Linked DNA regions of Homo sapiens: region 2 is linked to region 1. The links are chromatin loops, found by intact Hi-C in ENCODE. Cell type or tissue: natural killer cell. All regions are shown on one strand.

Region 1 (8,000 bases):
TCTTCATTATTCAAAATTCAACTGATAGCACAGTTATGAAAGCAGGATTTTTTTCACAAAGCTTTTATACAGAGAACAACTGGCCAGACATGGTGGCCCATGCCTGTAATCCTAGCACTTTGGGAGTCTGAGACAGGAGGATTACTTAAGACCAGGAGTTTGAAATCAGCCCTGGCAACAAAGTAAGACGATGTCTCTACAAAAAAAATAAAACTTAAAAAAAGGCCAGGTGCAGTGGCACACACCTGTAATCCCAGCACTTTGGGAGGCCGAGGCAGGAGGATCACTTGAGCCCAGGAGTCCGAGACCAGCCTGGGCAATACAGTGGGACCTCATCTTGACAAAAAAAATTTTTATTTAATTAGTCAAGCATGATGGTGGGCGTCTATGATATCAGCTACAGCTCTTGGGAAGCTAAGGTGGGAGAAAAGCTTGAGCCTGGGAGGTTGAGGCTGCAGTGAGCCAAGACTGTGTCACTGTACTCCAGACTGGGCAACAGAGCAAGATGGTCTCAAAAACAAAAATTAGCTGAGTGCGGTGGCACATGCCTGTAATCCCAGCTACAGCTACTCAGGAAGCTGAAGTGGGAGGATCACTTGAGCCTGGGAGGTCAAGCCTGCAGTGAGCCTGCAGTGAGCTGTGACTGTGCCACTGCACTCCAGCCTGGGTGACAGAGCGAGACTTTGCCTCAAGAAAAAACAACAACAAACAACAACAACAGAAAAAAGTTCCTATCAAAGACTTTCTCTTTGTACACACACTTTTAAGGTATTCTGAATTCACAGACATTCATATCTAACCTACCACAGCCTCTACTGGGCAGTAGTATCATCAACCTCTGAGTTTCAGCTTCCTCATCTGTAAAATAATCTTAAAGGCCCCTTCTGGCTTAATCATATGCTCAAAATAAAGATTTTGTATTTAAAACTAACCAACAAAAAAATCCCCACTAACTATCCTATCGAATCAGTGACAATGTACACAAACACACAATATTTATGACAATGTGAAAAAACATTCTCTTATTTACAGAATGGCATATCCCTAGCAAAACCACTCAAATGTTATATCATACTCAAGAAACCTAATTATACTAGGAATAAAAATCAGCCATATCACGCAGATATCTACGTTTCCTCAAAAGCAAGCTGCACAGTAGATTTCTAAATCAGGAATGGGGACTACTTTCTTCCCTCTGTTAGGAACTTTTGGGACTGTCAGTATTTAAGTCATCTAGCCGCCTCGGATTCTCCTATTTAGAAACTGGGACAGATGATCTTGAAAGTCTCTTCTAACTATAGTGACCTCTCAAGAAATTAAAAAAAAAGAAAAAAGAAAAAGAACAAAGGGGTGCTTAAATGACATTTGGTTAATCATCAGAAGAGGTGCTTAGCCTCATACTCAACAGCCTACATACACATACACAACGATGCAGACTATCAATATATCAGAAATTGATTCCATAAATATCATTAGCTCTTCAGATTTAATGGTTTCACATTAGTAATGATAGAGAGGAATTATTTCATGTAACTTTAAAATACATTAATATTCCTATACAGCCCCATGGGATATAGCCTAAGGCCAAAACAAATAAAAACAACAACAACAAACAAAGAACGAAAGACAACTGGTTTCAGTAATCATATTGTTTGCAGCAGTGTGTTGTTATCTGAGCTGCTGTGTGTTTATTATGGGATTAAAGTAGATGAGTAATTATGATGGTATGTCATGCAACCAACTCAGTAACATTAGCCTCATTTCCCTTTACTTTTAATTTTTTAGAAATTATTCGTGTAAAACTTTTTATAGTCATGTAAAATATTAACATGTTCCAAAGTATACTTTATAAAAAACAAGTTTATGCAAAAAAGTTTAGCTTCTTCCCATCCCTCCATGTGCTTTAAAATAAATACATGGTCTCAGAAACAGTGAAGTACAAAAACACGGCTTCTAGATTCCAATCTTGGGGGTATGACCTTAAATTGTGACTTAATCTCTCTCAACTTATTTCCTTATGTCTAAAAAGGTGATAATAATAGAACCTAGAGGCCGGGCGTGGTGGCTCACGCCTGTAATCCCAACACTTTGGGAGGTCGAGGTGGGAGGATCACAAGGTCAGGAGATTGAGATCATCCTGGCTAACATGGTGAAACCCCGTCTCTACTAAAAATACAAAAAATTAGCTGGGCGTGGTGGGTGTCTGTAGTCCCAGCTACTCCGGAGGCTGAGGTAGGAGAACGGTGTGAAGCCGGGAAGCGGAGCTTGCAGTGAGCTGAGATCGCGCCACTGCCAGAGCGAGACTCCATCTCAAAAAAATAAAAAATAAATAAAAATAAAAATAGAACCTAGAGGTGGTTGTGAGGATTAAGCAAGATCTTCTATGCACAGTACTTGGCTTTGTGAGGCCTCAGTTAAGTATCAGGTGCTATTATTAGGATCTCATTTGAGAGTCACCTCAAACCTGCAGCACAGACACAGATTAGGAAATGAACCTGCAGGTGCCACATCACTGGCCTGGAGCCCCCATGGCACCCAACAGCCAAGACCACAACTCACTCCTGAGTCTACAGGCGACTTCATGCTCCGCACTCATCACACATTCCCTACAGCCAGTTCAGGGGAAAAAGAAGTGTCTTCCCACTCAGGGTGACTTCAAAAGACTTACTGTGTTCAGTGCATTCAGAGTGGTGTCATCCCGAGAGGCTGCGACACAGCCGTCCTCTGTAGAGCCTCCATCACACATTCCTGCAAATGCCGCCATGCTCCTTCAGAAGAAAAGGTTTTTCCTTTATTAGTACATAGTAATATCAGGACAGAGACTTAGACCTTCAATTTTCAGAGGACATTTCCAGCCCAGAACAAATTCCATTACTACACGCATGATGAACCAGTTCCCAGCTCTGCCTCTGCTCCTATTTTTTTTTTTTTTTCTTTTGAGATGGAGTCTCACTCTGTCATCCAGGCTGGAGTACAGTGGCGCAATCTTGGCTCACTGCAACCTCCACCTCCAGGATTCAAGGGATTCTCCTGCCTCGGCCTCCCGAGTAGCTGAGATTACAGGAACACCCCATGCCCAGCTAATTTCTGTATTTTTAGTAGAGACAAGGTTTCACAGTGTTGGTCGGGCTGGTCTCGAACTCCTGACCTCAGGTGATCTGCTCACCTCAGCCTCCTAAAGTGCTGGGATTACAGGCGTGAGCCATCACGCCCAGACCAAAAATAAATTTAAGTTCCTCTTCACTCACGCAGAAAGACATATGTTACTTTTAGTCAGATCCATTTGTATTGTTTCTTCCCACGTTTTAGCAGTACTAAGATTTTAGATTTGAGAGCATGAAGAATCTAAATCTATGAGCCACAATATTTCAGTAGATGACAATCTTCTGAAAGAAAAGTCTCCAGAAAACATGTGAAATTAAGTCATCTAAAATTTTACTTAATTCCTCTCATTCTGCATATCAACTACCTTTAGGTGAATTAAAAGTAAAAAATCATGGCTGGGTGTGATGGCTCATGCCCGTAATCCCAGCACTCTGGGAGCCTGACGCCAGAGGACTGCTTGAGGCCAGAGAGTTCAAAATCAGCCCTGACAACATAGAGAGAGAAAAAAAATATATTAGCCAGGTATGGTGGTGCATGCCTGTAGTCCTAGCTACTGGGGAGGACGAGGTGGGAGGATGACTTGAGCCCAGGAGGTTAAGGCTGTAATGAGTCATGATTATGCCACTGCACTCCAGTGTGAGACCCTGTCTTAAAAAAAAAAAAAAAAAAAGGTGAGAAACCAGAGATAAAACCTCTTAGTCATTCACTCCACTTACACATTCTCATCTCTACTGAATGCCACCATGCACAACACCGTTGACTAGAAAACAGCCAGGTAACTGGGGCAACACAGAAAGGACCCCATCTCAACCAAAAACAAAATTAAAAATAGCCGGGCATGGTGCCACGGGTCTATAACCCTAGCTACTCAGGAGGCTGAGGCAGGAGGATCGCTTGAGCTCAGGAAGTTAAGGCTGTAGTGAGCTATAATTGTGCCACTGTACTCCAGCCTGGGTGACACAGCAAGACCCTGTTTCAAAAAAACAAAACAAGTAACAACCAAAAAAAAAAGAAAAAAAGAAAAAAAAGAAACCCACAAACCCATCCAGGGTTAAAATTCAGATGCCCTAATCCTTGCTTTCATGTTTTTGTTGTCGTTGCCAAGACCCAGAATCACTACATACAAAGTCTGCCTGCCTGCTCTGTGACACCTGCTCTGTGACGACCGCTCTGTGGTGCCCGCTCTGTGCCGTGTGAGGAGCGAATTCACACTTCTCTCTGCATCGAAGGCATTTGTATGTTCTATGCAACTGCCACGAGGGTGATCACAGATAAATATTCTCATGTAGGCAAGCCACAAAAATGTCAAGTTCAGGACAGGCACTAATGAACAGCCACAAAGTAGAGACAGAACATGAAATCTGTAGAGGGTTTTGTTTTTGTTTTAAATTTTACTTTAAGGTCCAGGATACAAGTGCAGAACGTGTCGGTTTGTTACATTAGGTATATGTGTGCCGTGGTGCTCTGCTGCACCTATCAACCCGTCATCTAGGTTTTAAGCCCCGAATGCATTAGCTATTTGTCCTAATGCTCTCCCTCCCCTCACCCCCACCCCTCTGTAGTGGGGTTTTCAGATGAGCTGAATGACTGAAGTACTCAACTGGATTGAGAGGTTTTGGTAACTGTATGTATGGCCTAAGCTGTTTTCCTCTTGAAAAGTTCCAAAATTTGATGTGGGGCAAACACCAAGAAGAAAAACATTACTTCATCATGAAAAAAATTACTTCAAACTATTTTTCTCTGGTAAGAAGAGCCAGGGTCCCGATTACAGAGGGTGTAACCAAACTTAAAGTCAGAGAACGCCCAATATAGAAATAAAATCTCAGGGGAAATGCAAAGTTTACTGCCTATAATCAGTTCAGATGGTCTAATTCAGAAAGCAGGATGGGGGTAGATTCCTATTACCTTGCTGCCCTCAAGTACATAAGGAGGTCACAGTCGTTAACTCCAGGCATCCAGACCAGTTCCTCATGTTGGGTCACTGTATCACCATCTGGAGAAGGAAATGGTTGCAGATCTGGAAGTTTGGCCTGTAAGACAGGGATGAGTAAGTCACAATCAAGGCATGTATTAATTATAAAGAGCTATCTCAATAAGCAGTCTTTAGGAACATATACAATGTTTTACTGAGACTCTTTCCTTGGACAGCAGAAAAATAACAACAAAACCATGAGTCATTTAAACTGACCTATTTCACATGTCAGGATCATTTCACCATAGAAGATTTCACAATAGACTGCTTAATATCTGCTTAACAGTGTCAAAGTAAACCAGTGCCAGCATGATACCAAGAGTAAAACTGAAGCACACACATATGCATAAAATAAACAAAAAAACAAAATAATGTCTTTAGATGATAACAGCTATTGATAAAGAAGGAAACACACATACATTTCCAATATAACAAGTTGACAAAGAAGACATATGCAAATGATACCTCACCTAAGGATATTTGCTAAAAAATTAAGTGAGCTATCCTATTAGAATAGTGTTACTCTTAAGACAGTCAATAGCAATATAAGTCATGGTCAATACCAAAACTAGATGAGTATTAAGTAAACATTAAAAAATATAGTTGAGGCCAGGCCTGGTGGCTCACGCCTGTAATCCCAGCACTTTGGGAGGCCGAGGTGGGTGGATCACAAGGTCAGGAGTTCAAGACCAGCCTGGCCAAGATGCTGAAACCTTGTCTCTACCAAAAATACAAAAAGTAGCCGAGCACGGTGGCGGGCGCCTATAATTCCAGCTACTCAGGAGGCTGAGGCAGAGAACTGCTTAAACCCGGGAGGCAGAGGTTGCAGTGAGCTGAGATCGTGCCACTGCATTCCAGCCTGGGAGAGACAGAGCGAAATTCCATCTCAAAAATAAAATAAAATTAAACTAAATTAAATTTTAAAAATTTATATATAGTTGAGGCTGGGCATGGTGGCTCACGCCTATAATCCCAGCACTTTGGGAGGCTGAGGTGGGTGGATCACCTGAGGTCAGGAGTTCAAAACCAGCCTGGCCAACATGATAAAACCCCGTCACTACTAATAATACAAAAATTAGCCAGGCGTGGTGGTATGTGCCTGTAATCCCAGCTACTTGGGAGGTTGAGGCAAGAGAATCGCTTGAACCCGGGAGGCAGAAGTTGCAGTGAGCCAAGATTGTGTCACTGCACTCCAGCCTAGGTGACAGAGCAAGACTCCATCTCAAAAAAAAAAAAAATAAAAAAAAAAAAATAAATATATACACACACACACACACACACACACACACACACACACATATGTAGTTGAATTGACCTGTGGTAACAGAAATCAGGGCAGTGATTTCTTTACGAAAGAAGGAATTGCTTGTGAAGAACAGGAAGGACCTTTCTGGGATGACAGAAATGTTCTGTGCCTTGATACGAATCATCACGGCAGATTGAAAAGCATACATAAGATACGAACAATTCGCTGTACATAGAGTATACCTCAATAAAAAGAATTTAAAAAAATATTCGAGCAACAGTGCTCCCCACCAAGACTGTAAGTGATCAGATTTAAATACCTGTGGCATTTTCTCACCCACACTCTGCTGGGACAGAGCAAGAGCAAGCAGGTGCCATGACCACCATAACCAGCAGAGACCTGTGAAAAGTCAGATATTTGCAAGATACTCATGTTCTCATCCTGTCAAATGATGACCATGGGCACATGAGTCTGATAGAGCTCCATGGGACATGAAGCCTGGGCAAACAATTTAAGTGAATGCAGCAGGCTGAATATAAGCCAGCACCATCCAACAGAAATAAAATAAGAATTATATATTTAATTTTAAATATTCTAGTAGTCACGTTAAACAAAATGCCATATCCCAATCTGGACTAGCCATATTCCAAGTGCTGAACAGCTATGTGTGGCAGTGGCTCCCGACCTGGATGTGCAGGTGTGAAGAACTCAAGAGTGAAGTGGACCACGGGGAAATGGAGATAGAACCGCCCCATCCAGGGAATGCTGCCACACAGGAATGGGACCCAGTGTGTGTACATCCTCCATCTTTTTCCAAATTCCAGAAATCTTCACATTTATGTAAAAGTTTGTGGTTTTAAATGTTGGTATTCAAGTTTTTGAGGCAACTGCATAGCAAAACATCACATTAGTAGGCCATGTGGCTCTCAGGCTAGCCATCAGCACCCACACAGCTTTACAGGCTGTCTTCCATGCCTCTAAATGTGTATCAAGCTGACTTTCTCCAAGCAAGGATGTTCTTCTTTGGTTAAGTATTGACTTCTCTAACATTGAACTGAGTGTCACAATTAGTTCTGCTTAACACATAGTGAAAATAGTGGGATAAAATTAAAACACAATGGGCCTGGCGTGGTGGCTCACGCCTGTAATCCCAGCACTTTCAGAGGCCGAGGCGGGCAGATCACCTGAGGTCAGGAGTTCGACACCAGACTGACCAACACGGTGAAACCCTGTCTCTACGAAAAATACAAAAATTAGCCAGGCGTGGTGGCACACGCCTATAGTGCCAGCTACTTGGGAGGGTGAGGCAGGAGAATCGCTTGAAACCTGGGAGGCGGAGGTTCCCGTGAGCTGAGATTGCACCACTGCACTCCAGCTTGGGTGACAGAGCAAGACTCTGTCTCAAAATAATAACAACAATAATAATAACAACAACAATAACACAACAAATGTTGGAGTCAAAAGGTCTTTGACACTAGTACTGAGTTCTGCTTCCCCAGCACCGAGTACAGTACTGGGTACAGCAGTTCTCTAATGTCTGTTATTAATCGAAAAGTACTATTACTGTGAGCAGGACCAACCTCCCCCCCATTCTTGAGAAAAATGGACTAGAAATATAATTAGACAGTTTACAGAAAAAGAAACGAAAATGCCTCTTAATCATAAGAATTGATGAGT
Region 2 (8,000 bases), 100 kb before region 1:
CCTGAAGTACGCATAACTCACACTAGCAGTAGAGTCCATCTATGAGGGACGTGGAGGCCCTCAAGAGATATGGTCAGCATCTGTTACGCCAGCACACCAGAGCAAACATCTGCTGCAAGGTTGTGCTGAAAACATTTCTATCAAGTGGGCCATCCTGTCTGGAAGATTACCAGCCCTGGAGGGATGTTTGCGAGCAAAGTTTCAGCTCTTCGTGAAGCAGCCCTCTGACCAAAGCAAGCGATACAGAGTGCTGCAGAGAACACGATGTGCATTCTCTGGGGGCATTTTCAAGGGTTTCCATTTCATAGAAAATGAAAGGATTCTAAACCATGTAGAGACGGTGGAAAATATAGTTGGATACTACCCAATGAAGATGTGCACCAAAATACCATGATGAAGTTTATCCTGAAAGTAGGAGAAGGAGAATGTGGTGGGCTTACTCATGAGAAGGAATAGCAAGGTGCTCAGATTGGACTTCTGCAGGGATTCGTCCCCAAGTTCCCAAAGACTCAACCTACCAAGAAGGAGGCTACTTTGCCAGAAACTGTCCTACACTTTATAGTACTTGATCTTACCTTTCCAGATGTTTCTGTGAATTTTTTAGTCTAGTGCACCATCAGTTCACCAACTGCTCTAGGAAGATCCAAATACAACAGTTCTTATTTCCGCCTCCATCAAGGGTAATAAATGCCAAGTAAGATGCAGTATCCTATTTAGCGTGGCCTGTGTGACTGGGGGCCCAAAGCCAGGAACCATAGCATCCACATCATCTGGGCCTTTCTGATTGGACCGTAGCATGACAAAGAGCAGTGGCTTAGGGGACCCTCCTTTCTCTTGCTGACTCAATCTAAACTGCTCTGGGTGAGCACTCCCCCTTTCCAAGTCCTGTTTAATTCTACTCATAAAATGGGGTTGGTTTTCTAACAGCTCAAGGTGTTTTAAGAATAATACACAGTGTTCATAAAGCATAATGGGCATCTCCCAACAAATGGACCCAAGCGCAGGCAAGGTCCATTTCTGGTTATTTCTGTTATCAATATTATTTGAAAAGCATAGGTAAGATAAAATAGCAACCCTCAACTCTGATGCATCCAGAACTGGGCAACTACATAATACAGAGACAATTTACATGAATGAAAGTTTAATGGCATCAAATCAACTATGGATTACTAGTATCCAGGTAAAAGTAAAAACTATATAGAGTTGAAAATGTTGCTAAGAAAATATATTAACATATAAAAATACCTTTTAAAACTTCCTTCATTTTTTGTTTATAATTTGAAGGGCAATTAGAAGCTTCAGATGATAGGAGCTCAAGGCCCACGATTTTGCCATGAAGGCTGGCCACCTCCAATCTCCACCTGGGGACTTAAAACACTGCAAAATCCTATACACCATAACCCAAGAAAAATCCCTGATTTCTCCACTAAGGGCTCCTGAGACCAGAAAGACAAGATGAAGGATGGTGACCTATACTTTGGGAAAACCAAATTAGCTGCCATTTCTTGACATTCTATAATCCCAACTTTCAATTTCTAATGCAGGTGGCTCTAACTGCACAGGTAGGACAGAGCTGAAATCCAATGTAAACAGACACAATTCATCTTGCACACAACACTATACAGAGCTTTCCCCATTATTAAAAAGCTTCACCAAAATCTTGATTGGAAGTATGCTAAACATACTGCCCACAATTCCAAATTAAACAATTTTGAGAAATATTTCTTGCTTTTCAGATTCTCAAAATATTTGAAGTTCGACAACTACATACAGGCAAGATCATTCTGACCATCAACTACTCAATTAATTCTCACTACTGTCCTGGGAAGCAGATAATATTATCACCATTTTATAGATGAGAAAACTAAAGCACAGAGAGATGAAATAATTTGTCCAAGGACAGCGGGAGTGGAAAAGGAATTCACACACATTTCCGTTTTCCAGTAATTTAACTTAAGAAAGGAGCTACTGCAGAGAACAAACTTATCAGTCATGGAATCCCACATCACTCAGTGCTGGAGAGGGGGAATGAGCAACAAAAAAGTGACAAATCATAAGGTCTGAGTCCCAACTCTCAGCCAGAGTCACCCAATTGCTTCAGAAGACTGTTACCCCAAGGAAATAAGAAAAAAATACGTTAACTTGCTCTGTAAACCATAAAATCCACTACTAGTATATATATATATTATATCTCCATGAAGCACTTACCACAGTTACACTTGGTTTTTGTTTGCATTTCTTAGCAGGTGATTAATACTTTAAGGGGAGAGAAACTGTATTACTCATTTTTATATCCTCAGCATCTATCTAAAATGTCTTTCCCATAGAAACTCAAACGTCTGTTGAGTGGTTGAGTGAGTAAATAAATGTAAATAAAATAAAAAAGAAAACATATTTTAAGGGCCAAACAGCCCAAAGGCATTCCATGAGGGAAGTTTGTTACTAAACTTTCAGATAAGGTGTCTAGTATTTCCTGTAATAAGATATTGTATATTCCCCTTCTCCTGCCCACAGAATAAATCAAGTACAAAGAAACTAAAAATAATAATACCAAAGAATGAGCAATTTCCGGGTCGGGTGCAGTGGCTCATGCTTGTAATCTGAGCACTTTGGGAAGCCGAGGCGGGTGGATCACAAGGTCAGGAGTTCAAGACCGGCCTCGCCAATATGGTGAAACCCCATCTCTACTAAAAATATAAAAAATTAGCCGGGCGTGGTGGCACACGCCTGTAGTCCCAGCTACTCGGGAGGCTGAGGCAGGAGAATAGCTTGAACCCGGGAGGCAGAGGTTGCAGTGAGCTGAGATCACGCCACTACACTCCAGCCTGAGCAACAGAGTGAGGCTCTGTCTCAAAAAAAAAAAAAAAAGAATGAACAATTTCCTCTTTGGTCTTGTCTGCATAAAAAAGGAACCTCTCCTGCTCAGCTATGCAGGCACCTGGAGACATTTGAAGCTGGAGGTAGGAAAAAAAAAAGGTGAAGGTGAGCTTGACCTAGAAGGGCAACTGTGAACAAGGTGCTTTGAGGAAGCAATGTCAAACCTGTGTGGACCTTTTTGTAAACAGGTTAATTTCCTAAATTCTTTTGTGGGAATATAAGACATCCGTGTTTCTAAAACGGGAGAGGAGAGGAAACAAAAACCAAAACCAAAACCACCACCATGCACTGAAGGCCTGCAGTGGGGGCACAGGAGGAAGTATGAGAGGTTCCATGCCTGAGTTGTGATGTTTGCAGAGAATTAGCCAGTGAGAGTGCCCAAGGAACACGGGAGCACAAATCTGAGAAGGAACACTCGAACGAGGACCAATTCTATTATTATTATTCTGCTCTGTAAGGCATAGGTGACACCACCCCTCTCTCTGTGCTTAAAGGACAGCCATTCCATTAACTACCCACCTTGAATGGATTCCAGAGAAAGACTTTGTTCCCCAAGAAATATTAGCAAAAGCCTTCAAGCCAGGGCTAAGAGCCTTAGTGACAAGTGAGAAGGCACAGAACAACTGAGCAGAGATCATCTCTTGAAAACCTATGCTAATTATCCTGTTTCTACCATCAGGAAAGTGGGAGGGGGGAAGGGCTGCTGTGCTATCACTTGGGGTCCATTCTGGGGTCAAATTTGAATCCCAGCTTCTAGAGCTGAATTCAATGTGGAGTTTGTTGTCCATGCCAAAATTCAAAGGCTGATCAAGTTGAAGAACGTGACATGGACATAATGTGAAGTACATGAAAACTCACATACAAAGTACCTGCCCTCCTGGAACCAGTCCCCAGTTATCACAGAGCCGAGAGGAAACCAGTCCCCTATTATCAAATCCTCTTACTCTTGACTAGAGTGATGGAATTTGGGAAGAATGCAGCAGACTTCTAAAGACTGCTCAGCTACAAGCAGGATCTTCATCTCCTTTTCAGCTGTGGATAACAACGGAAGCAGTCAGCCGTCTAATAAATCAAGTTTAATTTTAACAGCATGAAGTATTGCCCGCTTTGTAATTATACTTCCAAAGGTAAAACCCAACTCGAATTAACTTAAAAAAATTGTTATTGAGGTAAAATTCACATAACATAAAATTAATCATTTTAAAGTTTACAATTCAGAGGCAGTTAATACATCTACAATGCGTGCAGCCCTCAGATCTAATTCCAAAACGCTTTCATCATCCCCCAAAGGAGACCCCTCCCCCTCATTAAGCAGTCAAAGTGAACTTTTTCCACAATGGCATTCTTTGTGATATATCATGCTTTCTCCACAGTATCAGTTTATTCACTTTCAACAGCATCTTTGCATTTTAAAGGTAAGGGAAAACTCAAAGGACCATGAGAACTAACACTCACAAATGTGCTTTCCAGTCTACCACGTGACTGTATACACATCTGGTGAGACAGTTATCTCAGGCAAAATGTACTGTGTGTCTTCCCTGGGAGGAGAAACAGGAGCTGATTCTAATGGAATGTTTACTATGTGACAGATACTGAGTCAGAAACAGCACAGCAGCTAAGACTGGGTGCTCTGCAACCACACTGCCCAAGTTCCAGTTCCAATTCAGTGTGAACTCTGTGTTCTTTGGGCAAGTCATCATAATCTCTCTGCCTCCTTTCTCTTCACACGTATTGTGATGGCAACACCACCACTTGCCTCATGGAGATGCTATGAAGGTTAAGTAAGTTCAAGTGCTTAGAACAGTGCCTAGTGCATAATAAGAGCTCAATCACTGCTGCCTTATTCGACTTTCACTACGACTCTGAGGGAGGTTCTATTTGTGCCCCCATTTCATTACTGAGGAACTTAAATTTTACAGCATCTAAGAGACTTACCCCAAACCCCCAGAGAATAAGTGGGATAGCTGGGATTTGAACTCAATTCTGAGTTCTGTTGGCTTAGCAACCATTCTGTAAAATGTACCAAGGAACAAAACCTTTCTGATCCCAGTTACCAAACTCATGTTGAGCAAAATCACACTCACACAGGAAAAAAAAAAAAAAACACATGAAACTGTCACCAAAATGGCAATAACCCAACTGTGCTACAGTTTTATTTCCTGCTGGCTTCTCAGTTCTCTAAGCCTTGAGGATCCACGCGCCTTAGACCATTATTACCTCCTCCCCCATATGCAGTAAGTTCCTGACTCTTCTGATCTTTCCTGTTCTTACTGGGCACCATCCCCCAAGACCTTCTGCTATTTGTACTTTCTGATTTCAGGCTCTTTATTCTCTGATACACACTGTTGCCAGAATAATCTTCAAAAAGATTGACTGCAACTTTCAACTTTAATTCAATCATACAAATATTTCTTGAGCATCTAGGTGCAAGGCACCATGATGAAGATAATGTGAGTAAGACAGTCCTTGCCTTCAGGAGCTCAATCCAAAAAGGGAGGTGTAAGATAGAATTTCATAAGACAATGCAGAGCCAGAGAAAGGCCCTAAGAGAGGCATGATGTTCTACAGGGGTATTCAAAGGACAGAGTTATATCCTCCTCAGATTAGAGAAAGATTAATGAAGGAAATTAAGTTTAAAAATGTAGAGCATTTCCACATGGAGTAACAGAAGGGCAGGCATTCTGGGCAGAACACTGCAGGAAGAAATGGCAGACAGGAAGCCTGAGTGTTTGGCAAGGGCCAGAGGTGCAGAAAGAAAAGCAGTAGGGAAGGGGCTTGGAGAAGCTGATTTGGACCACAGTATAAAAGGTCTTGACTCTCAGGCAAGGGGGTTAGTACTGAGTGTGGCTGATGAAATCTCCATAGCTTTGCTCTCCTGTGTGCTTTGCTCAGGGTTGGTTCTCACCATCTCCCCATCACTCAAGGCCTAGTTCAAGTCTCAGCTTCTTCCTGACGTGTGTCTTGACCGCCCCAGTGTAAAATAAGATCCTCTTCTATTAACAACGACCATCTCTACAATTTATTTGGCAATTAATCACGTAGTGCTTCTAACATCTGTTATCAGTCTTAAATGATTTTTCCTTTTTCTTATTATTTATCATGCGTATTTATGTTTTGACTCCCCAGTGAAGTATTCACTGAACTCTAGTGTGGGGGAGGAGTCTTCCCCAACTCTGGAAGATCACCAGAAAATACGCAGCCTAAAAACAGATTTTGTCAGGTGACTCTGATGACCAGTTGGGTATGCAATCCACTACACCCATGGAATCTGGCACAGGGCCTTGCTATACATCGAAAAATTTGCTATTTTTACAGGTATCTGTGATTTTCACTTCATATCTCAACAACAAACAGGTGCATCAATGTGCGCGGCCACTAGGAGTACATGAGAGTACCTGCTTTTCAACAACCTCACTTCTACTTAGAACTGATAAACTTTTTTGTAAATATAACGGGTGTGAAGTAATATGTGTATTTTAATTTGCATTTCCCTGTTAGTGAGGCTGCAAAACTTTGCAGACTTTTCAGATTTTCTCAGCTAAAACTACCTGTTCTCATCTTTCACCCATTTTTCTATTGAACTGCTTGTGTCTATTATAGATTTCTACAAGTTCTTCATGCATTCTAGATACTAATCCAGTTATGTTATAAATATCTTCTCTCAGTCTGTCACTTTTTTCTCACTTTATGGTTTCCTATAAAACACAGACTTTTTAAGTCTTAATATAGATAAATATATTATCATTTACTTTTTGAGTTGTACTTTTTGTACTATTTCTTATAAACCCTTCCCTACTCAGGGAACATTAAAATGTTCTATTTTCTTACAGTTTTAAAGTCTTGTTTTTCCTGGCTTTAACTTATCTGAAAGTTACAATCTTATTTTATTTTGTTCCCATATGCCAGCTAAGCCCATTGGTCCCAAACCATTTACTGAATAATTGGTTAGTTCCCCACGGATATCACATAGTTCTGCCCCCATTACACTGACGTCTCTATTTTGCATCAATACCACCAGGTCTTAATTACTCTAACTTTACAAGTCTTATCTCATTTGTATAAAGCCTATCTTCCTTGTTTCTTACTCAATTTTCTTGCTATTCTTGGACCTTTATTCTACCACACAAATCAGTCTGCTGGTTCCACAAAAAAATCCTGTTAAAGTTTTGATTGAAATGATATAGCAATGAGAGAGTAAGGGGATCTTTATAATGCAGAGTACTTTTTCCATTAACATCGGCGCATCATCTCTCCATTTATCTACGTCTTTTTTTTAGGTCTTTTAATATTTTATTATGTCTTTTTTTAAAAAAAAAAATAAAGAATTTGCATATCATTTGTTGTACTTACTGCTAGGAATCTTATAAACTATAAGTTTCTGTAGCCACTGTGAACAGCATTTTTTTTTTTAAGAGACAGAGTCTCACTATGTCATTCAGGTGGGACTCCAACTCCTGGGCCTAAGTGATCTTCCTGCCTCAGTCTCCTGAGTAGCTGCAACTACAAGGTCATCCCACTGCACCCGGCTCAGTATTTTTAATATATTACATTTTCTACTTTGTTGGTGGTGGTCCATAGGAATACTACCAATTTTTTAAAAATCTTTAAACTGTAAAATTTTTCTATATTTTCATTTGCTCCACTAATTAAGTGTCTACATTTTTAATATAAATATATCACCTACAAATCAGTTTTGTCTCTTCCTTTCCATTCCTGTGTCATATGTGTGTGTGTGTGTGTGTGTGTGTGTGTGTGTACATATATATTATAGTTTGACAAAGTCATGCTCTGTTACCCAGACTGGAGTGCAGAGGTATGATCATAGCTCACTATAACTTGAACCCCTGGGCTCAAGCAATCCTCCCACCTCAGCCTCCCAAGTAGTGGGACTACAGGCGCATGCCACCATGGCCGGCTAATATTTTTATTTTTTGTAGAAATGAGGTCTTTCTATGTTACCCAGGTTGGTCTTGAAATTTTGGCCTCAAGTGATCCTCCCTCTTTGGCCTCCCAAAGCACTGAGATTATAGGAGTGAGTCACCTCACCTGGCCATATATTTATATACTTTTCTATAAACACACATATATAGGGTCTTTGTCCAATTGTGTCATATAGAAATCTG

Evidence for each region. Hi-C counts contacts between places; a loop is a spot of excess contacts. Peaks named below come from ENCODE experiments on the same cell type or tissue, not always from the same donor. Only the 100,000 strongest peaks of a DNase experiment are listed, where the experiment ranks them.
Region 2: it touches region 1 in a loop (2.0-fold over the local background); 2 of 110 quality-filtered maps call a loop at or near these places.

Annotation. Positions count from the first base shown.
Region 1 is chr1:8,492,395-8,500,394 of GRCh38, forward strand. It overlaps RERE (arginine-glutamic acid dipeptide repeats), which reads right to left. Exons shown (of 23, transcript NM_001042681.2): 9 at 5,011-5,135; 10 at 2,669-2,768. SNORD128 (small nucleolar RNA, C/D box 128) reads right to left here and starts at 2,519; the gene lies at 2,406-2,519. In natural killer cell, no CTCF peak of the experiment used is centred here; DNase peaks (open chromatin) are centred at 3,837 and 4,287; H3K27ac peaks cover 2,162 bases.
Region 2 is chr1:8,392,623-8,400,622 of GRCh38, forward strand. The region is part of intron 12 of RERE (arginine-glutamic acid dipeptide repeats); the gene reads right to left. Among named protein-coding and RNA genes, the nearest start is that of RERE-AS1, 28 kb to the right of the region's middle. RefSeq lists an enhancer at 3,107-3,306. In natural killer cell, no CTCF peak of the experiment used is centred here; DNase peaks (open chromatin) are centred at 3,159, 4,609 and 6,249; H3K4me3 peaks cover 279 bases; H3K27ac peaks cover 1,148 bases.